4 separate regions of the Mus musculus genome follow, and all the other regions are linked to region 4. Evidence: chromatin loops called from intact Hi-C (ENCODE). Cell type or tissue: left cerebral cortex. All regions are shown on one strand. Each heading gives the region's core, and the rest is flanking DNA. Links, peaks and the distances in the headings are about the cores only.

Region 1 (7,410 bases), core at 743-5,742, 300 kb after region 4:
GGGAGGGTAGCCTAATCTTTGAGCCTTACATCCTGTCCTGCACCAAGAGACTCTGTCTCAAAAAAAAAAATCCAACCAACCAAACAAACAAACAAAAAAAAAACAAAAAACACCTTGGTTGGCACCTAAGGTTTACTTCTGGCCTTCACATGCACACATATGGATGCATACTTACTTAAACACACACATGCATGCACACACAAGTACACACACACACACACACACACACACACACACACACACACAGTGCAGCCATGGAAATAAGGAGGGTTCTGGTTCCTAAGTTTATCTACACCAATATTCTATCTCGCTCAAGTATACTTCAAACATGACCAAGTCACCAAAATTTTCAATGATCCTGTGAGTACATAGGATGCAATCAATGGCCCCTGTCAGGCTGGACATATCTGCAATCTGGGGCTGCAAATCTTGCTCATCACTGTGTTGTACCACCCAACTGCCACCAAAGCATCTTGATTTTTTCCAAAGTTTTTCCTATATGTTTTTGGTCAGCTACTTTAGAATGTTTCTAGTTGCCATATCTCTTCCTGCTGAAACGTTCAGGTCCTTCATGGACAGCTTTGGTCCTGTGTGCTGATCTCTTATCACAGCACCTTCCACGTTACACTTTGATTATCTGTTTGCCTGCCATTTCCTCCCTGAACTTCTAAATTCTATAAGGAAGTTAATTGACTTCTGTGATGGTTTGTATATGATTGGCACTATTTGGAGGTGTGGCCTTGTTGGAGTAGGTGTGTCACTGTGGGAGTGGGCTTTAATAACCTAGTCCTAGCTGCCTGGAAACCAGTATTCTGCTAGCAGCCTTCAGATGAAGATGTAGAACTCTCAGCTTTTCCTGTACCATGCCTGCCTGGATGCTACCATGCCCCCACCTTGATGATAATGGACTGAACCTCTGAACCTGTAAGCCAGCCCCAATTAAATGTTGTCCGTTATAAGACTTGAATTGGTCATGGCATCTGTTCACAGCAGTAAAACCCTAACTGAGACAACTTCCTTTTTCTCTGTAGTCCTAGATCCTAGCATAATATGTGCATGAAGAGCATACTTCACAAGTCTTCAATGATAACTGGCAAGCAGAGCTCATGGGTCACTGTGGGGGCACTTTCAGGGCTCACTTAGCTTATTCTACCCATCCAGGCAACAAGCAAGACTTTGCATGTGCTAGGTTAACACCAGTCTAGACAGCATATTGATTCAACAAAGGAGTAAAAACACCCCATCATACGGGTTATTTGAAGGGCCCTTCCTGATACAGAGTGGGTGCTTTGGGTGTAGAGAGACTATTTTTTCATGCTTAAGAATTACCTGAGACTCTAAAGGGCCAGGAGGACTCCAGAAAGATCATTTGTTGGCAGTTTACACCTTGTGGCCAGATTCTAGAGTTTAAATTGATGCCACATATAAACAAACAGATTATATTCAACCTTGTTCATAATCAAAGGATTTCAGTTTCAAATAACAATAATCAGATGCCAGTTTTCACTAGATTGGTGAAGATGACAAATATTGATAGTACATTTTGGAAAGGTTTTGGGAAAGCAAGTATTTTCAATAATTGTAGGTGAAAGTAAATTGGTACTTGTCTCTAAGCAGGGCAGTTTGGCAATAGCCATAAAGACCAACAAGGCATTTATCCATCTCCCTTTTTAGCAAAGACACTTTTAAAGAGCAAGCCCACGGATAAAGATGTTTTGCAAAAGTTATCAGAAGTGATGGATGGATTCATCCATTACTGCAGCAAAGACTGGGAACAATGCCTCTGTTGTCTACACAGGTGATGAGCCAGGTGTACCACGTATGGCCAGGCAGCTTTGAGGGACCATGAGGTGGCAGGCATCCAGATTGGACAGCTTTCAGTTTAGAAAGGTGTGAGTGCACACAAATTCCCTCTGTGTAAAAAGCGACATAGTCACTGAGAGCCAGCTTCACTGCTTGACTCCTGGAGGAGGATGAGAAATGAGGGCCTTCACTTCCTTTACACACACACACACACACACATGCATATACATGTACACAAATAAACAAATGCTAGTATTTGAATGCGTCCCAATACTATAGGCAATCTTTTCATTTTATGTTTTTACTTATTTATATACTTTATGTACATGAATACTCTATCTGCATGTGCACCTGCATGCCAGAAAGGATATCAGATCTCATTGTAGATAGTTGTGAGCCACCATGTGGTTGTTGGAAATTAAACTCAGGACCTCTGGAAGAGCAGCCAGAACACATATAATTCAGCCAAAGGGAGGGGATGCTGGGATGGGCTGGATCTTTTCAAGCTCATTTCATTTAGAGGGAAGGCTTCACAACCACTAACAATTCTGGACTCTCCTTTTCCTCCCCAGGGTGAGCAGGTGGAGGAGGTTATCAAGACAGTACAGTCTATAAAGCTTACGAGGCACCTTAACCCTGCATTTGAACCGTATCTTGTTGCAACCGTATACTCCTTAAAAGTCACAGAAACATATTTTCTCCTCTCTTGGCCTTTTTTTCCCCCTCCAAGACAGGGTTTCTCTGTGTAGCCCTGGCCGTCTTGGAACTCACTCTGTAGACCAGGATGGCGTCGAACTCAGCAATTCACCTGCCTCTGCCTCTCGAGTACTGAGATTACAGCCAGTGTTCTTAACTTCTGATCATCTCTCCAAACCAGACAATCTCTCTTTTCTATAGAACCTATATCAAGAAAGGCAACTGTAGTTCCTTGGCTATCTGCCCACTGGAGCAGCAAAAGAGAAGGGTATGGCTAGGGATTCCTGTGAATGGACTGGGGTGGCACGCTTGGAGAGAGCTCCCCTGCTGATGCTGGGCTGTCCCTTTGTCCTCTGCACCGTCCATCCTCTCGCCCAGCTTGCTCTTTGGCCTTCAGGTTTCTGCTCACAGTGATGGATGTCAGGACCCCACCACTGATCTTTCCTTCTAAGCCCTGGCAGAAGGGAACCTGAATAAGTGCCATTCCAAGACAAGCCTCAACATTCCTGGGACTTCATTTGGCACCAATTCACAGTGTCTGCTCAGGGCCCGTGGGCTGCTCCCCTGCTCAAGGGGTGGTCCTTTCCGTGAGTCACTGCCTTCCCAGTTGTTGTAATTGAATTAGAACCATTCACGACCAGCTGCTGACTAGTTTCCCACTTTCTGTGCCACACTTAACTGCCTTGCTGTCCATCCGCTTCCTACTCTCCTCCCTGGCTAAAAGCCAGCCAGGGCACTGGGCCACTCCACAGGCTGGCAAAGCTCTTGGGAGTGCTGCTCCTGCTGGGACCTTGTTGGCATTTGAGGCTAGGTTCTGCCAGCCACTGGCTTTGCATTGTGCTTTTTGCAATGCCCGGGTCACAATCTCAGATGGGCTGGAGCTGCTAAGTGCACTGATTCATTGAATCCAACAACTCTGGAGTAGAGTATAACTGTTATGGATTTGTGTTCCTCAAATTCATTGGTTGAAGTCTGTCCTATCTAATCCTCAGTACCTTGGTGTGTGACGTTATTTGGTGGTAAGATCTCAGGAGCATCCAGATTAAAATTAGACATTAGGATGGGCTTTAATCCGAGGTGTCTTATGTCCTTGTAAATGGAAATGTTTGTGCCATGTGAGTGTGAAAACAGCTACCTACAAAGAAGAGAGACTAAGATAGGTGTCTCATAGCCCCTCAGGGGGTGGGGGGGAGGCGTTGCTGCTGCATCCTAATTATGGGGTGCCCATCCTGTAGAGTTATGAGGGGACCCGTTGCTACAGTGTAAGCTTATCAGTCAGTCCTTTGCTTAGGCTGCCCTCAGTGAACAATGTACCAACTCTGTGTGAGCAACATGAATCCCCCTCTTCACAGCCCCAGGAAGGGACTCACTTAACCCAGACATTTCTAAAGGTGCTGAAGGTTTATCACTTCCTAAAGGAGCCACCTGGCTGCGGAGGCTCTCAGGAGATGGGATGTTCTCACCACTGGCCAGATGGCTTGCCCTCCCCACTCCTTTCCTCCGCTCACCTACAGCCTCACAGGCCCAATCTAGCAGTCCCTCAAGGGCTCTATTTCATCAGCCTAAAGTACCCTGGGAGCTTTTAAGTGTCTGATGAGTGCCTCTGACTGAAGGAGGATGGTCCAATGCTCCCCAGAGCCTTCTCTTCCCAAACGTTTCAACTCCTCATGTTTTTCTGCCACCGTGGTCCTTTTCCAATCTGGCACCCCCCAAGCACATGTGAGTCTTCAAGTGGGACCTGGCCAAGCAGAGTAAGGAAGTGATCTCTGACCTCCCTACCTCTGAAAAGTGCTAAAAGATCCTCAGTTGTGCCGCCAGATTGTGGAAACCTTTGTGGTAGCCATCTGTCCATTCACAGTTTCAAGCCACCACTGTTTTCCGTGCCCAGTGGCAGAATTTTGGTTTTGTCAGAATTTTCAGTTTCTTCCCTTAGATTAACTGAGACTCTGAATGTTGAGATTTCTATTAGAATCATTGCACTTTGTGAATTTGTTAACTGAACCAACAGTGACCTATTTCAGTCATCGGCAGAAACAGAGCCAGGGTCTGAGCCAGGGCCACAGAAGATTAAATAAGGTCAACATGAACACAATGAATTTAGCATCATTGGCTGGTCTGTGGTTGTTAGAGTGGTTTGTCCATCTGTCATAGATATGGGGAGTGGCAGGAGGATGTGTAGAGACCTCTCAATTTCACATAGGCAGAGTCTGATCCTAGCTTCCCCTTCTTACCAGGACAATTTACTTAACACCTTCCAGTCTTAGTTTCTTTAAGAGAAAAAAGGAGAACTGGACTAGTATTCTATCTAAAAGGCTGTTCCAAGAAGAAAGCTAGCATTTTCCTCCCTTATTGTCCTGATTGTCAATCAGGCCACAGCTCTTTAAGTTGCCATAAAGTACCTGGTCACTGTGGCTGACTTACTCCCTGTGTAAATAAAGGGACTACACAGATCCCAGTGTACTGTCTGCTCTTCCCTTCACCCAGGAATCCCAGGACAGCACTCCCTGTTACTGTTGGGTGAGCACACCTACTTACCATGTTTCTTCCAACCCTCTGCTTATGAAATCTTGGATGAGAAACTTCCCCAAACTCAGGCTTACTGGTGTCCATAGTTTTCGTGTATGTGTGCGTGTGCATGTGTGTGTGTGTGTGTGTGTTTTAATCAGAGCCAAGATGACTGCCTCAATATCCTTCCAATGCAGCTCAATTTAGAAGAGAACATGGCTAGCTGCTCAGAGTACCTAGCTGCTAATCTCTCCTGGATGTTAACTGGTCTTGATTTAGTGATAGCAATAGTTTTCAAGTTTATGCCATTACAAGATTCAGGTGGAAGACTGGTTAAAAGACAGATTGTTGGATGCTTTCCTAGGGCTTGCAATTCCGTACACCTGGATGGTCTGAAGATGTACAAGTCTAACAAGTCCCCTGGTGATGCTGATGCTGTTCACCTGGGGTCCATGCTGAAGGCCGTTAGCTTAGGGCAGCAAATGGACCTGTAGGTAAGATATCAGGGATCATCTCCCTTCCTCCAGGCCATAGATCCACCCTCACCCTCTTTGCACAGAAAACGGAAGCTGAAGAGTTTGTTTTACTTCTGTATTTTGCTTTTATACTTTGGGCAGTGCTGGGGATGGAGCCCAGAGTTTCCCATGTGCAAAGCAAAAGAGCTGCACTCCCAGCCTGCCCCTGTCTTTTGTAGCCTCAGTACAATCTACCTCTGTTTCTTTGGATTTTGCTTGCAAGATAATATAGCTTTTTGGTGCTGTTATTGTTTTTCTTACTATTATTACAAGCTCAAGCCCACCCTGGCTTTTCTCTTCTTGATATTATTCTACTAGAGTCACTTCACTAGTTCCTGGCCATGTGCACTAGACATAAAAAGAAGCTGATGAAGAGCACTGGAAGAGTCCTGGGTTTGTCCCTCCCAGGGGGCCTGGTAAATGAGCTGCTCTATGAGGTTCACTTTTTCTATCTTTAAAGGGGGGATAACAAGACTAAGTCTAGCCTTACCATAACATGGGAGAAGGCTCAGCATGGTGTCTGGCCCATCAGCGATAACTAAGATATCATGTGCCTGCATCTATTTTCCTATTTTCCTTTTCAGTTCCTCCACACAGCATTCAGAATGTGCGATTGAAGAGTTGACATCGGAGCATGTCTGCTTTTCTTCAGAAGAGTATCTCGCATGCAAAGAAACAGCCAAGCAAATCAGGGAAGACAAACCCATCTGGTCCATTGATGAGAAGGTTTTAAGAAGATAATGTCCCTCTAGGTGCTAAAAGGTATTGAGACTCTGAAGTGTTCTGACAATTCAACTTGTCCTGCCTATAGAGAAAGCTGCCCCAGACCCTGAATAACTGTTGTGTGTGTGTGTATATATATCAGAGTCTCTATACCAGGGTGATATTCCCAAGTCCACTGAACTCTTCCCCTGTCCCCTGCAGATCTGGAAATGAAGAGGCACAAGTTCCCACTGCACCTGCTACCCTGGGAGTCAGGTGACATGGTTCTACTCTTGGTTGTGCTGCTTAATGGCTGAGTCACCTTGTATGGCATCACTGGATTTTCCTGAGCATTCACTAGCAAAGATACTAGCATACCTCAACAGTAGACTCTTATTTAAGATCCTTGCCAGCAGCACACCAGAGTTCCAGATCCTCCAAGTCCTTACAGATACACGTTGTTTTCTGGCCATTTTCTTAATTTACTTGATGACAGTTATGCTCCTAGGTGTGACATGATGCCCCACTGTGGTTTTGTGCTTTCTGCAGTTGTTGGTGATGCCGAATGACTGGTCATATTCTAATTATCCATTTGCATATCTTCTTTGGAGAAATGTCTATTTGAATGCTTCTCCCGTTTTTGAATTGGGTTGCTTGTGCTTCTGCTGTTAAGCTGTACGAGTTCTGAATAGATCCTGGATGTTGGTTCCTCACCAGACATACTACTTGTAAATATTTCTGCCTATTCTATGGGTTTTCTTTGTCACTTCCAGAAAGAGCATCCTTTATGCATAGTTGGTCCCTCACCTTCTTCTCTACTACCCCCTTGACATTTCTTCCACGATTTCACTTTGCACACCCAGCCTGTTCTTTCGTTTTCAGTGAACATCAGGTAAAGCCACCGTGAGATGGAGGCAAGCTTTCTCCAAATGACACAGGCTGCCCTCTTCTCACTGGACTCAGTACTTAAAACGATGGAGAGACCTGACTGAAGAAATCCATCTCTAGACACCTCCTTCTCCTCCTCCCCTGGTTAAAGGTGTGAGGTGGGGTAGTTCACTTGTTGCTCCTGCAGTATTCCCTCCCGGTGTGCTTGCAAAGAGAGCTGCCTTGCTCCCAGGATCCACAGCCTGTTTGTTTAAAGGGCTCATTACTGCTGCTTAATGCTATTTTGACAGATGAAAGTGAG
Region 2 (7,410 bases), core at 776-5,775, 350 kb after region 4:
TGCTGTGCAATCTTCGTCACTATCCCTCTATAGAACCCTTTTCATCTTGCAAAAGGGAAAATTTATACTAATTAAATAGTAACTCTTTATTCTCTTCCCACTGGCGGTGGCCACCACCATTCTACTGCGAATCTGGCTGGTTTGAGGAGGCTCCTTTTCGAGGAATCAAGCAGTGGCTGCTTTTTTTTTGTGTGTGTGTGTGTGTGTGTGAGTGACGGTGTTATTTTGAGTTTAATGGCATCAAAGTTCACCTATGTCGGACAGCGCATGTGTCAGAAGTTTCTTCATTGTTGAAGCTGAATAGTATTTCTTTATATATGTCATCACTTATCTGTCAGTGGATATTGTAATGATGGTTCTATGAATTATTGCACGACAATCTGTTTCAGTCTCTGCTTTCAATTTTATAAACTTTTTGGTGATTTTGCTTATTTTTCTTTTATGTGTATGCATGCTTTGCTTGCATAGATGCCTGTGTATGACATGTGTGTTTACCCATAGAGGCCAAAAGAGGGAGTTGTATTCTCTAGACCTGGACTTGAAGATAGCTGTGAGCTGCCATGTGGGTGCTGGGACTCGAACCCTGGTCCTCTGGGAGAGCAGCCAGTGCTCTTAAACACTGAGTCATTTCTCCAGCCCCTCCATTTTTTAAAGTGTATACCCACCAGTAAGACTGCTAGATTAGATGGCATGGAATCTCTATTAGGGTTGGGGGGGGCAGTCCTATTGCTTTCTATAGTGGCCACAGCATTTCATATTCTGTCATTTGCACTTTGCACAATCAGGAGAAGACTGTGCCTTAGGGGATCGAGGTTCAGAAAAGTGGGGGCATTGACTTGAGGACACACAGTTAATAAGTGTTTCGCTGCAGCAAAGCATCCCCACTGCCCAATGGTAGCTCCTGACTGGTACAGAGGTGGAGGCGGACTTCCTGCATCATGGGCAGTGAGCACTGCCCCCATGAGAACACTGCAGAAGTAAGGCTCTGAGTGGCATCTGGAAGAGATTTGTATGAAGCCCTACGTCCTCACTCTGTGGGGTCAGAGCCACAGAAGGCAGCATGGGTAGGCTGTGGAAAGTGCTGAAAGTCATGGCTGTTTCCACAGGCATTCAGGGTCTTTGTGGGAGGCCTTCTGTAAGCATGTCCACACACAGACAGGACAGCCCTGGAGTGCCTCTCACCTTTCTTTTTGATTCTCATAGATAAACATTTCGATTAGGACACTTTTCGATTTGGATACTTTGCATGGTTTACTTGAAGTCAAGTTCTAGGAATATAGTTTGTGACCTATAGAAACAGCAAGCCAAAGTCACCTGCCCCGTCAAGCTTACTGTCTCCAGACACCATTTGCCTCTTCTCTATTATTTACACTGTCCTGGCACATACCATGAAAGAAGGTGCGAGTTACCCTAGGTATCGCTCCCCTGAGAGAGGCCAACACACTTAGCCTAGAAACTAGAGATACAGAAAAACTAACAGCACACGCTTGGATCTTACTGGGCAGAGTCCCAGTATGTCTGCCCTTTCCTCTGCATCTGCTGAAATGCCAGACCTCAGCGATGTCACCCCAGTGCAAGGAGACTACAGATGAACAGTGAGTCCCTCCTACAGACTCAGAAGTTTCCAGTATCCTTTTACCAACCTGCAGCGTGACACAGAAAATGCAACTGAGTGTAGAGTGCCAGAGTAGAGGGTATAAAAACGTCAGTAGCAAAAGGTAGCGAGGAGCAGTGGGTGGGGGCTGGATCTGGGGCTGGAGCTGGGGGCCAGGTAAAGGCAGATCCTCTTGCTGTGTGGTCACAGAAAGTCCTGGGACCTCTGTGAGCCTTTATTGCTTATCCACAGATGGGCAAAGACCACAGTTGGAGTACTTATTGAGGCTTGGCTAGAGCTCTTAGAGAAGGTGTGGGGCCCTGGGATTAGGCATCTCCCTGCTGAGTGCATTCTTTCCCAGATGCACATCTTTCCTTACTAGGCTTCACTGACCAGGGGCAGTTGACAGCATGAGCCCTTCTGTTCCTCTTCAGAAGAAAACTCCTCTTCTCATGTCTATCATTCCCTCTTCCCTCAGTGACTCAGTTTCCCCGACCTCTAACAGGCACCATTTTCCAGAGCCATTCTGATGGCTCGAGACAGAAGGTTGTTGGAGGGGAGGCAAAGGCAGTGGCCTTTTAAAGCTGACCCCCCCCCCATTCTGCTTGGATCTTTCCAGCTGTCATGGCCTACTACATCTTGGGCTCCAGCACACTGTCCCTGAAGGCCTTCCCCAGGCTTGCTGAGTCTGTACTGTCCTCTGTCATAGACCTAGGCGTTTCAGGGACTTCTTTCTCCCTTGGAGATTACAGCATGCCTGTTTCCTTACTGGAGGCTGCTTCATGCATTTTTGGATAGTTCCTGTCATCTGGAACGGAGGTACTCACGTAGGCACTTCTCTAGCTATGTGACTCTGGATGAATTATTTGATGGCTTTGTACTTCAGTTTCCCCACCTGTACAATAGGGGTAATAATGACATCAACCTTATCATATTGCTTGTGAGTCTTAGAGGCGTTATTTGAGATCTAACACCCATAAAATGACTATGGTGTTATTGTCTGTTGGTGCCTTCCTCCTGGAGAAAAGAACTGTGTGCGGAGGGAGGATGTGTCTTCCAGTGTGGTCCCCGGCATGGATCTTTTAGGACCTGGATCCCAGCATATAAAAATCTTAAAAGCTGGTAACATTAAAAAAAAAAAACAACAACAAAATAAAAGCAAGCAAATAAAAAACTTGGGGTTGGCAGGCATTGGTTCTCAACCTGTTTGGTCAAAGAAAAGGATTATTGGGCCAACTACAAAGACTTTTAAAAGCATGGTCATAGTAACCAAAAGGAAAAGAAAACAGCACCTCAGGATACTGTAGCTCAGAGGCAATGACAGCTGGGACTGGAAACTGCCTAATGATCTGGCTACATTGTAGCCTTTCCTTTCTTCTTTGTTTTTCCCTTTTGCATCCTTTGTCCTTTCTGCACATCAGCATTTGGGGACCACTGGTCAGAGGGATCACCTGGATCTCCAAACTGTGGATTGAGATGCTGAAGGGGCAGGAATTGCATCCTTGAAGCTTGAAGGGGGGCTGGAGAGCAGAGCAGAATCCCGGGTTCCTCAGACAATAGCAAGAAAGCGCCTGGGAAATCCCCTTGACAGAGCAGCGAGCCTCCCTCTTGCAATGCAGATTTACTACTCACACAGCAAGCAAGGCATGATGCAGGATTTTCCAGGGAAACAAATCAGCTCCCCCAAGTGCTCGCACGTGTGCCAGGAGGAACACAGCTGCCCGCGTGTAGTGCAGACACGCTCTCCCTGGTTGAAGCCACTCTCCCCACACTACTGTGAAGTAGGTGACAGCTGAAGCTGAGCAAATTCAGGGACAAACAGGTCCCATCAGGACACTGGGCAGTCTCCTGGCTGGGTGATGAATTGTGGGCAACTGGGGAGAATTTAAAACCAGTCCAGCTGCCACCTAGGAGAGTGACTAATCTCAACACTTAAGGATGAGAGCAGCACCACAGAGATAGCAAGCAAGACCCAGACTGTCAGGCAGACAGTCACTGGGGATGTCACTCTGGCAGACCTTTAGGGAGGGACTTGTCCCCTCCCACCAGCAGGAGACAGCCGTCAGCTCACTGGGCTGTGGAGTTCCTGCTATCCCGCCATCTGCCTGTCTAACTCAGTTTTGCTGCAGGCAGCTGTGAGATCTGATCCTCTTGAGCCTATCTAGATCCATGCAGCATCCACAGCCTTGAGTGGTCATCAGAGCCTCTGGCTTGACAGTGTTTTAAAAATAAAACACCCATTTGAAAATGTCCCCTAAAGAACATTTGGAGATAGGATACAGGGGTGGGACCTTGTGTTCCTATGTGGGCCATGTCTTAAAGATGTCCCTTTCAGTGTCCTTCCATTCATGCTGCACGGGACAGCTTTCTCACCGAGTGGAGGTGTTTAACTGTCAGCTGAACAGTGGGGATCTTTTGAGACATAGAGACTAGGATCCAGTTGCTAGTTCCTAAACCTGAGTTTGTTCATTCAATAAAAAAAAAAAAATCCCCAAACAAAACAAAAACCTTTATGGGCTTCATTATCTACCAGGCATTTCCATCCTGGGGCCCTGGGCCATATGCTTCCCAGGGTAGCTATGAATGCAGTTCACTATAAACTAGCACACTAACTTGAAACATTGTGACTTAAAAAAAAAAAGATTTGTTTTGGTAACTTGATTAAGGGGTTCTTGAGGGTGAGCTTGTAGGTGGCTACTTCATTTTGCAATGTCAAAAGGCTGAGCACTTCTGGACCATGTATTTCTCACAAGGAGCTGGGGACAGAGAAGAAATAAAACATAATCGTGAGTTCTGTCTCCATAAGATGCTGACATGATGCGATACTCAAGCTGTACACTGGATGAACAGCTAAGAAAGAGGGAGAGTGGGTGGGGCGGCTGGGAAGGTGATGCAAGGGAGGTAGGTGGTGGTGGAGTAGTGAGAAGACAGGGGCCTGGGAAGGGAGCAAGAAGAACAGAAAGGTCTATGTATATCAGGAGTCCCAGATAGGAGGATTGACAAGTGCAAAGGCATAGAGATGGGCCATTATAGAATAATCTAGAAAGCTGTGAGTCATATTGATGGAACAGGTAGAAGCCACAGGAAGATTAACCCAAGAGGCCATAGCTAGGTTATAGCCATGGATGTTCATTCTCTGCTTAAAGAAGTCAGTGTCTGTCTAGAGTCCCACTTTGGGGCAAGTATTTATAATTTTCATTTTCACCATTCCCAGTCTGTAAAATCCAAACAATTTTTGAAGCCTAGCAACTCTGTACTACAAGGGGAAAGAGGCTGCACTCACTGAATTGGTTTCCAAGATGGATATCTATTTACAATTTAAATTTGACACTGGAACAGTTGGCATCAAGGACTAGGAGCAAGGGAGTTAAAACCAGACTGTCTTTCTCTTCTATTTTATCTTTTAATTGTGTTTACGCTTGGGTAAACTATACTGGAATGGAAGGGGAAAAAAAAAAAAAAACCAAAACAACCAAACCCCTCCCCCAACAAAAGGACCACCTTGAATAAACACAGACTTTTCTCACAGAGTACAAGGTGTAACTGCCCAGGGCCGTGATCTCTATCTAGCATTCACTCAAGGCTCCTCTCAAAAGTATATTTCACCTGGCCTTCCCTGGGTGGCAGGAGTCACTGGCTGCTCATGCATCTGGTCACAGTGATGGGCAGAGCTATCCCCTTCTCCTCTGCCACTTTCCCAGACAGAATTTGACATTTAATAGGGTGATAGGACCCTGGTATAACCTACTAGATGGTATCAATTCTGACCAGTCTGATATTCATTCTAAGGCACCCATGCCAGAGATGGATCGGTTGTTAAACATCTTCACAATCTCCCCTGCTCTGGGTACCTGGGTGTAATTAGAGACGTCTGGCTCCGTTGCCATAGGAATCTAGTTTGCAGGAGAATGACAGGGCCATAGCCTCCAGAAGATTTAGTTCACAGCCTGCCTGACCTTTGGCCTATGGAGACCTTGTACTTCATTACTAGCAAATTAAGTCACAGCTTTGGTTTCATGACTGATAAACTAGGGGTAGCAGCTGTACCCATTGAAGACGGGGAGGGTGATGAGTCAGTGAACAGGTGCTTCGAGATAGTCAGCATGGGCCAGGTACACAGAGCTCAATGAACAGTAGTTCTTGGTGCCACTGGTTGCTTGCCCTTGGGCTACCACAAGGATAGAATCTGTTAATGTCTTGGCTAACTTCAGAAAGCTTGCAGTTCATGCGAGTCATCATTACCGTCCCCACTTAGTGCCACAACAGGCATTGTTAGGATCACCAACTACTCATCTGTCTTCAGACAGAGTTGGGTAACTCTCTTAATTATAATGGCTCATCTGGTGTCTGGGGTATTAGATGACAACTGGCATAAGCCTGCCTTGCATGGAAGCAACCAGAATATGACTTAAATATTTGATATTACATTAAACCAAGCACAACTGATAACAGAGGGGGCTGTTTTCAGAGGAGGAGCCCTTTGAGGCACCTTACCCAAGGATGCTGTGTGCCTAACCTGTGCTAGACTGGGAAAATTTGTGCCTCTTGAATGACTTCTGTAGGCCAATTGTGAGGGCAATGTAGCACACATGAGAACCGTGAATCCTACTCCTTCATAAGGGTTACACTCAAGCCTAAACCCCAGGAGAGAAGCAGAGTAACTCAGTTTACCTAGCAGGTATAGCAAAGCTGCAGCCTGCAGGCCCCATACACACCAAAAGAGCTATGAAAGTAGTCGAACATAAAATTGCAAATGTATTTAAAACACTATACGGTTTTCTTTGCTTTTTTTTTTGTACTAAGACTACATACTGTGAACTTTGTAAATGATAACATCGTGTCACATTATCTAAAGGATGAACATGCCTGATACAACATGAGCCAACTGACTGCAAAACCCGGGACCGTGCACGGGGTAGGTAATGCATTTCTTTCACCAAAGCCCCATTCAATCTGACTCAGAACTCAACTGTGATCCTGGGTTCCTGGGGGAACTCAATGGGCCAGGCACCTTGCAGAGAGTCTGTCTTTTTACACTTCTCATGCAATTCCACATGAATGGTAAGAGTGTCAAGAATGCAGCCAGGGCTATACTGTCTCAAAAAACAAAAACAAAAACAAAAACAAAAAAAGAATGTCAAGAATGAAACTCTGAAGACAACCACTCAGAAAAGGAGATGTCTCTCAGAAACTCTACCCTTGGCCACAGGATATTTAATGCTTGGGGCAGGTCAGGACGACTGAGGCCACCAATCTAAAAATCTCACCCTGGCTGTCCTGGAACTTACTCTGTAGACCAGGCTGGCCTCGAACTCAGAAATCCGTCTGCCTCTGCCTCCCACAGGCCCAAAAATCTCATTTTCTAAGAAAGTATTGAAAGCTTTGGAAGAATAGATCTGTAGGCTGTGTGTGTGTGTGTGTGTGTGTGTGCACACACACACACACACACACACACACACACACACAGAGGGAGAGAGAGAGAGAGAGAGAGAGAGAGAGAGAGAGAGAGAGATTTATTTGCTTTTTAAAAAAACTGTTCATCTCTTAGTCCCAGGACAACTTATCCCCAAAGTGACTCTGTCTTTCTTGCCTGCCCAGTAGAATTCAGGATCACACTGTTCTCCCCTGTCCAGATAGGGCCATGGTTCTCTCTGGTGGGTAACTTGCTATCTTCCCCAGCACAGTTAGCAAGGCGTGACACAAAAGCATTGTGGTCTTGAGTAGGACCCCATGCCTTCCTAGGAAGCATAGGGCAAAGGAGACAGAGTCCTCTTGACACCCCCAAATCTATTCCAGGTCACTTACCCACAGCAAAC
Region 3 (7,410 bases), core at 1,427-6,426, 85 kb after region 4:
AACTGAACAGATAAATTTCAAAAAGAAACTAAATGGTCAATAAATATTTAAAACGATGTAACATCACTTGCTGTCAGGGAGACTCAATTTTAAACTACTCTGAGTCCATCTCAAGCCAGTGAGAATGGTAACATCAAAGGAGCAGGTGGCAACAAAGAATGCTGAGGACAGGAACTCTTGTTCATAGCGGGAGAGCATGCATTCTTGTATTCACTATAGAAATCAGAATGGAGGTTTCTCAAACAACAACTAACCAAAGCCTGAAACCACCACCACCATCACCAACACATCTAAAAACAGAACTACTAGTTACTAGTGGTAACTAGTGGGCACAGACCCAAAGACTCTAGTTCTGTTGCTCTCCAACATCCATGTTCATTGCTCTGCAATTCACAAAGTAGGAATTGAGGCCAGCTTGAATATCAACTGATGGACGGGTATAGAAAATATGGCATATATATGCAATGAAGTTGTTAAAAAGCTTTACAAAATTGATTAGCACATGCCCTGCACACGGACAGGGGTCAGAGAACAGCTTTGGGGAGTGGAGTCCCTCCTTTCTCTGTAGGATCTGAGACTGATTTGAATGAGAATGGCTCACAAATTTGAATGTTTGGAGGACTGTTTAGGAAGGATTAGGAGGTGTGGTCTTCCTGGAGTAGTAGGTGTGGCCTTGTTGGAGGTGTGTCACTGGGGCTTTGAGATTTCAAAAGCTCTCCCCAGGCCCAGTCTCTGTCATTCTTTATCTCACCATCTTGTGGGTCAGTTATAAGCCCTCAGCTTCTGCTCCAGTGCCATGACTACCTGCCACCATGCTTCCTACCATGATGACCATGACCCCACTGGTGGGGGCTGGGGCTGATGAGTGACAGAGTACTTCTCTAGCATCCTTGCTGAGCACGTATGCACCCACTGGCTTGGTTTGCACTCTGAATGGACCTTCACTCACAAATAATTCCTAACAATGTGCATCTTTCACTTAGAAAAAAAAACCTAGTGTGTTAATTTAAGCAGAACTTCCAAATTTTGCCATATCCCATTATAAAACCTCCATGATTCCACAGCCTCTAAGGCATAGACTCTGGATTGTAATTTGGTACTAAGGAGAAATTCCTGCATGATAGAGGTATAAACTATAAACTATATAACAAAGGAGCTGGAGCGATAGCTCAGCAGTAGAGAGCATTTGCTGTTCTTGCAGCAGGTCTGAGCTCATTTCCCAGGATCCTCATGGTGGTTTACTCCAGTTCCGGGTTGTCCAACACTGTCTTCTGCCCTCTGCAGGCACCAAGCATGTACGTGGTACATGCACATACATGCAACTCAAACACCCAAACACCAAAAAATAACATAAATAAATCTAAAAACTGGAAAATATAAAAAATATAATTCAGGCCCGGTGATAGACAACTGCAGTTCTAACCCTATAGGAGAAAGAGGTGGGAAAATTAGAAGTTTAGAGCTAGTCTGTGTTACACAGAGATTTGTCCCAGAAGGAGGGGGGGGGAGAGGGGAGGGAGGAAGGGAAAGAAGAAGCAGGGGATTTATTCCTTTTAAAAACTTTCACACTACCCAGAAAAGTTTCAAGGCACTGTGCAACTGTTAAACTCACAACCTAAAGCATCCTAACTGACAAGTTTTAAACATTTCTAGTGCTCCACTTGAAGTCTTGGATTTTTATCATTGGACACAATACTGTCAGCTGGCATCCTTGAAAGCGGGCTCAGTCTGTTCTTTTTTTTTTTTTTGAGACACTGCCTGCCAAAGACCTGCTCTGAAGTCTGTCAGTCACTCTTTGACGACAAATGCTGTTCCAAAAAGAAAAGAGAAGAAAAGAAAAAAAAGCCATTCGGTTTGCAGCTCCGAGAACTGCACACTTGCTTTTCCTCGAGTTCCAGTTCTCGGTGTGAAAGAGACTTGATTTACTAATTCTTCCGTCTAATCACGTACAAGGATAACATGCCCTGCTCTCCAGAGCCAAGGGGATTCTGAAGTGAGGTTGGCCCTGTGTCAGCGTCTGTGCAAAGCATGGCTTTGGAGATGATACCTGGTGACAGCAGGCCTTGCCTTGAGTCTTGATGTCACCTTTGTTGATACTGGCCCAACTGTCAACTCAATAAAAAAAGAAAATCCCACTTCAGCATCATTCCAGAATTATTTCTTACTCTGAAGATTCCCTGAAAGGGTGTCAGGGACCCCAGTGGTCCACAGACCAAGCTTCTAGTGGATATCAGTCCTGGGTGCAGCCTAACTTGTGTCCAATAACCCTTATATTAAAAAAAAGTATTTATTTATTTATTTACTTTAATTTATTGTATATGAGTACACTGTAGCTGACTTCAGACACAGCAGAATCTGGCATCAGATCCCATTACAGATGGTTGTGAGCCACCATGTGGTTGCTGGGAATTGAACTCAGGACCTCTAAAAGAGCAGTCAGTGCTCTTAACCGCTGAGCCATCTCTCCAGCCCCCCAACCCTTGTTATTAAAGCTAAAGTTTGCCGTTGTTGCCATTTTGGGCCAAATGCTTTAGGGACTCTAATATGGGGCAATCTGTACATAAGCCTTAGTTAATTAGGAAGAATGATAGACCTAAAGGTTTCACTTTACTAAAATAGTTTGACATTTATACTTTCTATAATCTCCGTGTTCTTTACGCTGATGTCAAATAATCACATCTACAGCTCATAAATTGTGGCAAAAAGAGAGAATGCCAATATTATTTTTATTTATTTGTATGTTTGTGTGCCTGTTTCTCTGTCTGCATGCACTACCTGTGTGCAGTGCCTAGGGAGGCTATAGGAGGGCGCTGGATCACCTGAAACTAGAGTTAGTTTTGAGCCACCTGATGTGGGTTCTGGGAACTGGACCAAGGTCCTCTGCAGCTTCATTTCTCTAGCCCCCGTTTTACAGATGTTCTCAGTGGCCTTATCATGCTTGCAATTGCTTCCTTCTCTTTAGATATTAAAAACCTGGTATTCCCCAGTTAAACCCTTGCTGGCCAAGGTCACTCAACCGTCAACTTCCATCCTGGTTGAGAGGCTTTAAGTTGGGAACACTTTCCCTCTACTATACAGAACTTTCCTCTAACTAACAAATTTCAAGGCTGTGACATCTGAAGCTTGGGGAATTATGGACGTCACACCTAGATCTTTAGGGAATTTTCTGTGTATATTCTGATACGAAAACAAGACTTCTCCATCAATGTAGTTCAGAGCTGGAATACTTTAACCATAGGATTTTTCTTTTCCTTTTTCTTCTTTTGGGTCTGGATCTTACCATGCAGTTCTGGCTATCTGGGAACTCACTATGTAGACCAGGATGGCATCAGACTCATAGACATCTGTCTACCTCTGCCTCCTCAATGCTGGGATTAACGATGTGCTCTGTCTAGCAGATGATCTTTCTCTCTCATCCCTGTAGCATGCTTGAAAACACTTGATACACAAAGTGCTTGGTGGGCAATGACTTCTGGGAATCTCAATATTGCTCACCCCACCCCCACCCCCAGTGTATATGGCAGACAGCTGTTAGGTGGCCCTGATGCTCCCGCTTCCTGTTATTTACGTCATTGTGACGCCTTCTTTCCTGAATTGTGAACAAAGAGTGGTGGTATGCATCTAATGAACCGATTCAGGAGAAAGTGTGGGGGTGTCACATCTGTAATTAAGTTTTACAGAACTGTCTTCTGTCCGGCTCCCTGAATTTATTGCTAACTGGGCTTGAACACGTTGAAGATGCAAAACGCTCTGTTGGAAATTCTCACCGTTAGAACTTAGGGCAGCTTCTGACAGACAGAGATGGGGAATGGAGGTTCGGGGCTAGCAGTTTGTGAAGCGCTGAATCAGTCAGGGAAAGCCAGTTGAGCTCGGGGACAGATCAGCTCCCATGTGAACCTTTTGAGGAGATCTGGGGGAGGGGGTATTAGTTTGATCTTAAACTTAACAAGATACCTTAAAACAGGACAACCCAGATAATGGGGATTGTGGTGACCTACTAGGTTTTGGGATAATTTGTTATGGAAGCTTGGTTATGTAACTATAGACAATGAATGCATCGTTATATTTGTCTGTTTCTCTAGCAGGACCAGAAATGAGCTGATCAAAGTCTCTTGGTCCTTGTTCTGTATGTTTAGATATTTACTGATCATTGGGGAGCACCTTCCAGATCATCCAAGGTTCTGTAACGGTTGCTCCAGGAACCCACTCAGCACTGTATCAATTCCTGGACTCCCAAGAGAATAGTCTTTCCCCACCCCAACATTACTTAGTTTATATACCAGAGACAGAACCACAATAAATTACTCCTTGGAGTTTGAAATTTAAGTCTGGTCTGGAGAAGGAGAGATTACTTCCAAAGGTTCACCAGCTGAAGTGCAAAGGGCTTGCAAACTCTAGGTGGGAAATCTGGGTTGCTGTGAGCTGACTCCCTGCGTGCTAAATCAACAAACCAGGGCAAAAGAATACCTGTTTCCAGAGAGGGCTGCCATACTGAAAGAAATAAATCGCGTGAACAGTTCATCATTCTGCCTGCCCGGAGCAGAGTGAGCCAAGCAGTTAGGATTCCTCCATGGGGTCTTAGGTCCTGATCGGGTTGGGCTACCCAGGGGCGGAGCGCAGCGGGGACCCAGCCGAGGTCTGCCCCGCCCACGCGGGGCCGAAGCCCGTCGAATGACTCTGTGCAACGTGTTGGTGGCTGCAGCGGCGGCGCGGGTTCTTCCGGGCTCTGCAGCTTCCTGCCGAGCATCGCGCAGCCGCCTCGGCAGCCGGAGACCCCGGCGCAGGCCTCCCGGGTGCCAGCCTCTGGGGCTCAGGCCTCCGGGGTGCAAGCCTCCGGGACGCAGACCTCCGCACCGTGCGTGCGCATAGTGCACCATGAGCGCCCTGCCACCCCAACCGCCGCCACCGCTGCTGCTGCTGCTGCTCGCGCTCCTGGCCGCGCCCGCCGCCCTCGCTCGCAGAGCCGAGTCCGCTTCGGCCTCCCAGCCCGAAGCAGAACACCAGCCTCCGCCCGGTCCCGGGAATGCTACCCAGCTGGGATCCGGCATGGCGGGCGGGGGAAGCTCCAACAGCAGCGTCGACGCGGTGGTGACCCGCATCTCCAGTCTGCTTCGTGACCTGCCTACCCTGAAGGCGACGGTGATCGTGGCATGTGCCTTCAGCGCGCTGCTCATCGCCTGTCTGCTGCTGCGCGTCTTCAGGTGGGTCGCGTCGCCCAACTCCTTGCCCTGCTGGCTCCATGGGCGGCGTCACCATGCTGCTGCTGCCGCTGATGCCACCGCGCGTCCTCCCCACCTGCGCGCACAGGTGCTCGCTCTCGGCGCGCTCTCGCCAGGCGCGCACTTTTCTGCTCTCTGCCTGGGTGGGATCCGGAGGGCGGGCGCGTGCATTTGGTTCTTCCAGGGCACATCTCAGGAACCGTTTCCCCCTTTAAGGCTGTTTGGTGTGTTCCAAGTCCTAGATTCTATTGCTTTCCTCTGTTCACGTTTAACACCAACTTTGAGTTCCGACCACCTTCCGTGGAATGTATTTTTATGCCCACCTCACAGACAAGGAAACATTCAAAGAGAGTTGGCTTACACAGGTACTCAGCGCTTGAGGGACAATTTGGACTAGGGTTCTCCTATCAAGAACTTTGCCCCTTTCCCCCTTTGGCAGCTCTCCTCTGTTTTACCAGCTCTTCGCCCTCTTTCACCTACAGAAAGCAGAAGCAGGGAGCGAGGGATGCCAGAGGAACCTGGGGACACTTGCTTCACACACCTGATGTTGGTTACAGGTTTCAGGAGGTTTGGTGACCCATGATAGCTTTGGTGACGGCCCTCATTGTTCACTTGGAGTCAGCGAACGCCCAGAACGGCTCTGAGCTTGGAGGTTTGCAGCATTTAGCTCAAAATAGTCCCAGCCCACACAGCTGTGTACTTTTAAAAGAAGGCATTTGAAGTATTTTGCCAGTCTGCTCCTTATTACCCAAGAGTGGGGGAGAAGACAAAGCACATGTGGCCAGATGTGAGGGGACAAAGTAGGAGATGTGGCACTCAGGCCCGGAAGGGAGAGTCCTTGGCTTGGGTGTGGAAGGAAGGAAGGAGACCACTTAATGAGATAAACTGCTTCTGGGCATGATCTGTACCCTCTTCCTGGAAGACAAGCTTGTTAGTTGAGTTTCTTAGGTAGACAGCTGCCAATCTAGATTCTGATTTAGATAGGATGTGGAGCACTTTACAGCAGGGACTATTCCCCTAGTGTTCCTTTGTCCATGTTGAACAAGTAAGTATTGTTGGATTCTGTGTGGCTAAAGGTGGGGTGGTGCACCTCGACTCTGCTGCCTGGTGGTCTGTTCTGTGGCTGTTGTCCCTGGTCATGCTCCCCCCGTGGACTTGATTAACTAGCCCCAGCATGTCTGGGCTGCTGGCCAGGGGTCCTTTGTACCTGCTTGCTTTCCATCTTAGCTTGTAGGCTCCGAGTCCTAGTCATCCATCACCCAGAGATCCTAACGCCATTTCCTCCTTGCCTTCCTTTCCCTGGTACAGGCTTCCCTCCCAGCACCAGGTGAGACGAGGAAGGTGATGGGCTGCACCAATCTTACGAGGCCTCAGTTTCTCCTGTGTTCTCCAGTCTGCTAGCCATTAACCACATGGAGAACTGGAAACATAACGTTCTGAACTGGGAGGCACTGTAACCATGAGCTTCACATGGAATCTATTAAGGGATATTTGACTCTTTTTCTTTTTCCTTTTGGCTAAATCTTTGAAGTAACTTTATTATTTTTTTCTGAATTTTGATGTATTGGGTTAAATATATTAAAATCAGGACTGCAGATGCCACAATTCCAGTTCCAATCTGAGACTAATAATGATTCAATTCTATTTTGACACAAGTTTGCTATGGATTCCCAATTCAAATCACTGACTGAAAAGGAATAAATAACTATGCTCTCTCTCTGACTCTCTCTGTCTCTGTCTCTCTCTGACTCTCTCTGTCTCTGTCTCTCTCTGACTCTGTCTGTCTCTGTCTCTCTCTGACACACACACACACACACACACACACACACACACACACACACACAGAGAAGCATGCAAAAAGGCACAAGTGCCTGACAGGTTTAACCGTGTCTTCAGGTCTCTGTTTCTTTTATTGAGCCATAAGGCTGGTCTAAAGAGCAAGCAATCCTCCTGTTTCAGCATTCCAAGTGCTGACATTATGGGCATGGGCCACCATGTTTAGCTCTAGGATTTTATATCTTTATGAAGGCTCTGGTGTTGTGTGAACTACACCACAAACTCAGAAAGGCAGAGGGACTGATACCATGTTGGCTTTTTATGCTGCTGTAACAAAAGCCCCAATAAAAACAGGAACTAAGTGGGAAAGGTTGATCTGAACTCATGGTTTCGTAGGTTTCTGGGCCCCAGTGCT
Region 4 (7,410 bases), core at 1,424-6,423:
ATAGAGTTGGAGGGTGGAGCTGCCTAAGTCTTCTGAAATCCAGATAGTGAAGTGAAAACTTAAGCATTCTTTGGAAAGACATTTTTGTTGGATGGGGTTTTGCTGGGGCAAACATGTGAAGGAGTGTTTCACTGAAATGGACACAGGTGAAAGGCTAAGGCAGACACAGGTGAAAGGATGTTCTGCTAAAGCAAGCATGTGAAAGGACACTCGATGAAAGATTCTTCTCTAATGACATGCATGCATCGGTCCGCTTTACATTGTGTAGTTGAGCTCCATTTGTAAGGACTCCACAAAGAGAAATGCATCAGAAAAACTTCTGGTGGTGTGCTGCGGCTTCTTGCAATTGGCAGAGTGTTGTCAGCTGAGTCGTGTGGTGAGGCAAGATCCTTGGAGGACACGTGATGTTTGGAGGGAGTATAACTAGGACTCAATTCACCATGAACTGGGCTTGCTGATAGGGCTAGCTGTGAAACGCTTGTTGGTCTTGTCTCTTCACTGATCTTCACTTCGTGGAGAGACGCAGAGCTGAGAACTTCTCCTGCAGTCCCTCCTGGTCCCTCCTGCTGACTCGTGCTGATTTGGCTGAGACCTGGCTGTTCCTGCTAGACTGTGCCACTGCTGCTCTCCCAACATTACCGAACTGGACTGCTGACATTATCTATGAAGTGTTTTTGAACAGACCGAGCTGCTGGCCTATTAACTGAACTGCTGATTTCCTGACAATTCAGATAGGATTTCTAAACAGGTCCACTTCCCCTGTATCCTTTATTTTCCACTACCTCTGGTGGGTGGTGGGCTAGAAGGGAGGTTAAAGCATTTATAAGAACCATCATTAAAGAATACCCAAGATACAAGATACAATTTGCAAAACACATGAAACTCAAGAAGAATGAAGACCAAAGTGTGGACATTTTGCCCCTTCTTAGAATTGGGAACAAAACACCCATGGAAGGAGTTATAGAGACAAAGTTTGGAGCTGAGACGAAAGGATGGACCATCTAGAGACTGCCATATCCAGGGATCCACCCCATAATCAACCTCCAAACACTGACACCATTGCATACACCAGCAAGATTTTGCTGAAAGGGCCCTGATATAACTGTCTCTTATGAGGCTATGCTGGGGCCTGGCAAACACAGAAGTGGATGCTCACAGTTAGCTATTGGTTGGAACACAGGGCCCCCAATGGAGGAGCTAGAGAAAGTACCCAAGGAGCTAGAGGGGTCTGCAACCCTATAGGTGGAACAACAATATGAACTAACCAGTACCTCCCGAGCTCATGTCTCTAGCTGCCTATGTATCAGAAGATGGCCCAGTTGGCCATCAGTGGAAAGAGAGGCCCCTCGGTCTTGCAAACTTTATATGCCTCAGTACGAGGGAATGCCAGGGCTAAGAAGTGGAAGTGGGTGGGTAGGGGAATGCGGGGGTTGGTGGTCTGGGGGACTTTTGGGATAGCATTTGAAATGTAAATGAAGAAAATACCTAGTTAAAAAATAAATTAAAAAAAAGAACCATCATTAATTTATGGTTTGAAAAAATTAAGGTTACAAGATAGTGGCACCAAGAGCCCCTGGTGGCAATGTTCTCCCTGCTGGGTTTCAGTTCTTTTGGTCTGATCTTTTGCTACCTTCCTAGTCCTCCCACTTGGAATGGGAATGTCCGTTCTGTGCTGTTTTATAGGGGAAGAATTTAATTTATTTAAAATATAATTTTCTTTTCTTTCCTTTTTTTTTTTAGATTTTAAATTTATTTTTATTATATGTAAGTACATTGTAGCTGTCTTCAGTCACCCCAGAAGAGGGAGTCAGATCTCATCATTACAGATGGTTGTGAGCCACCATGTGGTTGCTGGGATTTGAACTTCGGACCTTCGGAAGAGTAGTCGGGTGCTTTACCCACTGAGCCATCTCACCAGCCCCTCCTTTTTTTTTAAAACTAGATATGTGTGTGCTTGAATGTATGCATGAACCCATGTATGCAGGAGCTTAAGGAAGTCAGCAGGCATCAGGTTCCCTGAACTGGAGTTACAGTTCAGTTGTGAGCCATCAATCATGTCAGGGCTGGGAATTGAACCCTAGGTCTTCTGCAAAAGCAGTCAATGCTCTTAACCACTGAGCCAATTGTTTAGCTTCCCTCTCTCTTCCCCATAGTTAAGAGAGTCTCAGAAGGAACACTGGGCTCTGAAACAGTGTTGGAAGTATGGGGACGCTGTTTTGCAAGGAATCTCTAGGAGGTGGAGCCTCGCTGGAGGAAATGCTTTGATGGAGAGTAGGTCTTTACGTTCATGGCTGTTCTACTTCCTGTCCCATTTCTGCTTCCTGGTCCGCTGGGATGTGATCAAGTCCTGCCATGTGCTCTCACCACTATGGGGCCACCAGCCACCATCCCTTTCCTTTAGTGATGGTTATATCCTTTTAAACTATAAGCCAAAATAAACCCGTACTAGTCAAATTAGTAAGCGGCAGAGGAAGCTGGGAGTGGTAATGCCTGCTTGCAATCCCAGCATGCAGGAGGCTAAGGCACGGCTGGGAGAATAGCTTGGCCTATGTGTAGGAAGGCTGCAGCTCGGCAGTAAAGCACCTTCCTGACGAATTTAAGGTCCTGAGTTTGATTCCCAGTACTACAAACAAAGGCAACAAAACCCGATGGTCCTATGCCCATGTTCTTCATCATAGTTAAACAACCAAACTTGGGATTTTCTTCGTAACACCATGGCAAGAGGCTGAGGGTGGGCTCTAGTGAACACCCCGAGGGTGAGCTCGGAAGCCGCTGGTTTTTCAGTTCAGGTCCTGACCCTGGCTGACACCTTAATTCTAGCCTTCTGAGAGAGCCTGAGGCAGGATCTAGCTAAGCTAGGCCCAGTGTGTTAGTCAGCTTTCTGTTGCTGTGACAAAAATCCTCTAGGTAAATAACTTCAGAGGATAAAAGGTCAGTTTTGGTTTGGTTTCTGGTTTCAGTCGACAGTTGCTTGACCCAGTTGCTTTGGGCCCTGGGCAGCGGAGTATATCATGGTAAGAGCATACAATGGAGGTGTGTGCTCACCTCATGACAGTCAGGAAGCAAAGACACAGGATGGCTTGGGTCCCCATATCTCCTTTAATGACATGTGCTCCTGACCTGTCTTCTTTACATGTCCCCATCTTGTTCCACCATCTCCCAACAGCCTGGCTTTTCACTTGTCTTCTTGAATGCTGTACAACCTGAGTCAAGTTCCATGCGGTAGGAACTGGTGTTTCTCACTGCCATTTGTTCCTGCTCCTCTCTTTTTCTTGGGAACACCAAGGGGTTATGTCCCAATTCCTTGCGTGTGGATGTTAATTGTTGGGCTCTGAGCAGAAATTCGACTGGTCCCTTAAGGCTGAGGCGAGAATGAGCTGTGGGCTTTCTCACTTTATCTAAACCTGTCCCTGGAAGGGGAGGGTGATGGGGCTGACACAGTTGGAGAAGGTAACAGAGTTGCAGTGTGGAGAGAACTTGGCTCTCTATATAACTGACCACTAGAGGGAGTCCTCCCCACTTACTGGACAAGGCTGCGGAAAGGCAACCCTGTTGTCACTTGTTAAACTGTGAGATTTTTTTTTTCCTTTTAGTAGCAATTCTCTATTCTGACAAACTTGATATCCAACCCCTCTGAATCGTGGCTATTTTTGGCTGCTTGGTCAGTTAAACGGATTAACTTGGTGTATAGTGCTGGTGTGCGGTCCAGGGATGCCAGCTGCTGTCTGTGAGCTCCGGAGAGGATGCAGATTTTTGCCAGCAATGTCAGGACTCACATTCTCACAGCATCACCAGAAGGTGCCAGCGTGCCGACCACCTGATTGGGCCAGCCTCTGTCCTAAGGATACTTGATGTGGCGTATCAAGACCAGTGATGAGACCACTCTTGAGACCAGTGATGAGTGCAGTGTTAGTCCCAGTGAGGATCGTAGCAGCTGAGGCCATGACGAGTTACAGACACAGCAAAGGGCAGACTATAGACTCCCAGTGCTTCAGCCTCAAGACAAGCTCCATGAGTTTTTGGAAAAAGTGACAGAGAAAAAAATTATGTCTCTCTACAACGTCCATCTACTTTCTTTCTCTCTGGGGAAGCGTTGCTTTTCCTCTTCAGCTTTCTCTCCACGACAGAAGGATCTGCCTGCATAAATTAATCTTTCGGCTTATGCTTGGCTCCAGATGTGGAAGGACGGTCTTCCTTCTTTCTCTGTTCCAGGGTCCCATGTGTGTGTTTTGTTTGAATCCTGTGGGCTCTGTGTGAAGCTGTGCAGAGGGAAATTGGTTTGGGAACCCAGCCCATGTCCCAGTCTTTCCCAGCTCCCCTCAGCACTGGGTCTCTTGAGGCCACAGGGACACTTTAAAGCTCTTACCATTTCAAAGACAGTACAAACTGTGGTGGGATTATAACTCTGAAAGTGGCCTTTTCCCTTTTTCCCGTGGAGTGTTCCAGAAGCACCTTCCATTTCTTTATTTCTTTGTGGAGCAGAGGAAGATTTTGTTTGCAATCCCACAAGAATCAGAAAAGTTTCAACTTTTGGGTGTTTTTATTCAAATCCAGATACATCGGGGCTGGAGAAATCCATCTGCCTCTAGCCTTATTTTTTTTTCCAATTTCTATGGCTTCTTTGGGAATTTTACATTATGCACCCTGATCAAATTCATTCCTCAGAATTTCCATGTCCTTCCCTGCACCATTGTGGCCTCCCCCAACCCCCAAAATAAGATAAAAATTGGACCCATGTCCAATTTGAGTCATTTGACCACTGGAGCATGGTCAAACTCTCCACGGCCTGCCACTTAAATAGAACCGAGTCTTCCTGTTTCCGCAGAAGACGTCGCTTGTGGGGAGCTACACTTGAGCATCCTATCACACCTTTTAAGAGTTCTCTTTCTGTTTAGGTTCACACTCTTTTTTGAGATCGGATTAGGAGGTGTTTAGCCTCCTCAGCATCCTGGCTTAGTCTTCCAAGTGCCCAGATTACACACTCAGTTTAGAGGGTGAAATATGTTCAACAATGTAACTTTTTTTGGTTGTTATTTAAAAACAATGTGATTAGACAGAAACAGCCCTATCTTTGGGGTTTCGGAAACTGACAGAAGATGGCGCCAGAGAGCCGATGTGGAGATGGATGGGGTCCTGAGCTGAGAAAGTCCCTGAAAACAAGTGGCCCAGGAGCATCTTAGCATCCTGGTATGTCTCTCTCTCTCTCTCTCTCTCTCTCTCTCTCTCTCTCTCTCTCTCTCTCTCTCTCTCTCTCTCTGTGTGTGTGTGTATAAAAGCCATCATTGCCCAGGACCATCTTAGCATCCTGGTGTGTGTGTATATGTGTGTGTGTGTGTGTGTGTGTGTGTGTGTGTGTAAAAGCCATCATTGCCCATTCTCCCAGGCTCACTGTATCACAAGACTTGGAATAAGCTTCCCACAGACTTTGCCATCCTCAGAATAGCACCTATGCTGGGCACGGGCTGCACACCCATCAGTGTGCACTTGCTGGTTGAGATAGGGAGATCCTGAGTTGAAGGTCATTGTAGGAAGCCAACTCTAAGATGGCGCCGGTTTCCGGTGTGCCATTGTCATAAACAACATCAGCGCAGGTGTAAGCCCTGCCAACCCCTCCCGAGCGGGTACATGCTAATTAGGTGACAGCGGTTCAACCTATCCCAGGAGGACACGAAGCCTTTCCCTGTGCTGGGGTGTATATAAGCAGACCTCCCTGCTTGCCCGGGGTCCCCGTAGCAGCATCGAGATGTTCCTGCAATAAGGGCTGTTGAGAAGAATCCGGCCGTGTTGTGTCTTCCTTGATGGCCGAGGTGGGCGCAACAGGTCATCATGGACTACATTTCAAGTGTGAGGCCAGACTAGGTCCATGCGTGCCTATCTTAAAAAACAAAACCAACCAACCAACCAACCAAAGAATAAGAAAGAAAGTTGGTGGCACGAAGTCCACCATCTTGAAGATGCTTTTTGTTTTGGTTTTATTTTCCATTGTGAAGGATGGTGTCTGGTGTTAAAGTGTCCAACCACTGAACTACACGTCCATTCCATCATATAGTATCGAGCTATTATTTTTGCAGATAGTCTCCTGTATCCCAGGCTGGCCTCACACTGACTGTAAAGGTCAAGCTGATCTTGAAACCCTGGCCCTCCTGTCAACACTGGAGGATCTGTGGAGGAAATGAGATATCCCAGCCTCCATTGTGAGTCTTGCCCTTTACAGTTTGAGTGGAGAAAGCAGCTTTGTTTTAGGGTGGGAGAAACAGAGTCTCATGTGATCCTGGCTGACCTTAAACTCCCGATCCTCCAATCTTTCCTTCTAAAGTGGAGTGATTACCGCCTTGAACCGCCTCACTCAACTTTATCATCGTCATCATCGTCATCGTCATCATCATCATCGTCATCATTGTCATCATCATCATCATCATCAATAGACTGAAACAAGGTCACGGAGGAGCCAGGAAGCTTGGGAGGAGAGAGAGGCCAAGGCTGGAACCCAGACCTTTTCCTTCCAAAGGGCCTGCTACCTTTCAGGATGATTGGGCTTGGCTCGTGACCAGGTTTCCGTTTACCGAGCAGGAACAGCTCCTAAAGGAAGAGATGGTATCTCCACTGGGTAGTAATGAGCAGCAAAAACATCCCTGCTCGCTGGAGGCTCCGGCTGGGAAAGCTCAGCTCACTGGGAGTGGAAAGGAGGGAGGGAATGCTGGGAAGGAGGAGAGCAGAGAGGCCAGGGATCATGTGGCACCTTGAGCTGCCCGGGGAGGGAATGCTGGGAAGCTCTTCCTGGGGGAAGAGTGACTCACTTGTTCAGAGAGACTGAAGGACCACTTTGCTTCTGAGTCTTATGCTTCAGATCAATTGCAGGGAGACTGAGGGGAAGGGGCCACATGCGCCTACAGGCACGCAGCAAATTCAATCACTGACCGAGACCGGCAGACCAGGCTGGCTGTTTGCTGATCTGAGCCCAGACGTGAAACAGCTCAAGCTGGGAGAGGGAGGACCTAGGTAAGGTTGGCCTGGAGGAGGTGATACAGGAGTTAGGTCCTGAGGGATGAGTAAGAATTGTCTAGATGAATTAGGAAACAAGGGGCAGGGGTGGGCCAATGCTGTGGACGATGCTGAGACTCTCCCAATGTTATATATAACCTAGCATAAGAATTCCTAGGTTAGTCCTAGAAGTATTTAGTTGAAATTCAAGTGAAGCATGAATGAGGTTGCATTGGTCCTACATATCTTATAAGCTTTGTCAGAGAGTTTGGGTTTTACTTTGAAATCAACAGGGGATCTGCTGAAGGGTTTGAAACAGGGTGGCCAACACCTTGGCGTCTGGCTTTTCAACTGGAAAAAGAGAGGTAAGGTGAGAGCCTGTAGATAAGTGGCTCTCCCTCCAGACCAGGCTGGCTGTATTCCAGGCAG

What was found. Hi-C counts contacts between places; a loop is a spot of excess contacts. Peaks named below come from ENCODE experiments on the same cell type or tissue, not always from the same donor. Only the 100,000 strongest peaks of a DNase experiment are listed, where the experiment ranks them.
Region 1: a loop joins it to region 4, with 4 times the contacts of the local background. A loop is called at or near these places in 2 of 42 quality-filtered maps.
Region 2: it touches region 4 in a loop (4-fold over the local background); 16 of 42 quality-filtered maps call a loop at or near these places.
Region 3: a loop joins it to region 4, with 4 times the contacts of the local background. A loop is called at or near these places in 20 of 42 quality-filtered maps.

Annotation. Positions count from the first base shown.
Region 1 is chr7:73,951,457-73,958,866 of GRCm38, forward strand. The region is part of intron 5 of St8sia2 (ST8 alpha-N-acetyl-neuraminide alpha-2,8-sialyltransferase 2); the gene reads right to left. Among named protein-coding and RNA genes, the nearest start is that of St8sia2, 59 kb to the right of the region's middle. In left cerebral cortex, for the core only: no CTCF peak of the experiment used is centred there; a DNase peak (open chromatin) is centred at 3,182.
Region 2 is chr7:74,003,625-74,011,034 of GRCm38, forward strand. The region is part of intron 1 of St8sia2 (ST8 alpha-N-acetyl-neuraminide alpha-2,8-sialyltransferase 2); the gene reads right to left. Among named protein-coding and RNA genes, the nearest start is that of St8sia2, 6.4 kb to the right of the region's middle. In left cerebral cortex, for the core only: no CTCF peak of the experiment used is centred there; DNase peaks (open chromatin) are centred at 3,381, 3,669 and 4,455.
Region 3 is chr7:73,735,628-73,743,037 of GRCm38, forward strand. Fam174b (family with sequence similarity 174, member B) reads left to right here and starts at 4,680. Exons shown (of 3, transcript NM_001162532.1): 1 at 4,680-5,201. The coding sequence starts at 4,876. In left cerebral cortex, for the core only: no CTCF peak of the experiment used is centred there; DNase peaks (open chromatin) are centred at 3,640, 3,786, 4,264, 4,731 and 4 more places; H3K4me3 peaks cover 2,827 bases; H3K27ac peaks cover 2,732 bases.
Region 4 is chr7:73,650,881-73,658,290 of GRCm38, forward strand. No RefSeq gene overlaps it. Among named protein-coding and RNA genes, the nearest start is that of Gm26176, 8.5 kb to the left of the region's middle. In left cerebral cortex, for the core only: CTCF peaks have their summits at 3,503 (motif pointing right) and 5,087 (motif pointing right); DNase peaks (open chromatin) are centred at 3,503 and 5,092; H3K4me3 peaks cover 196 bases.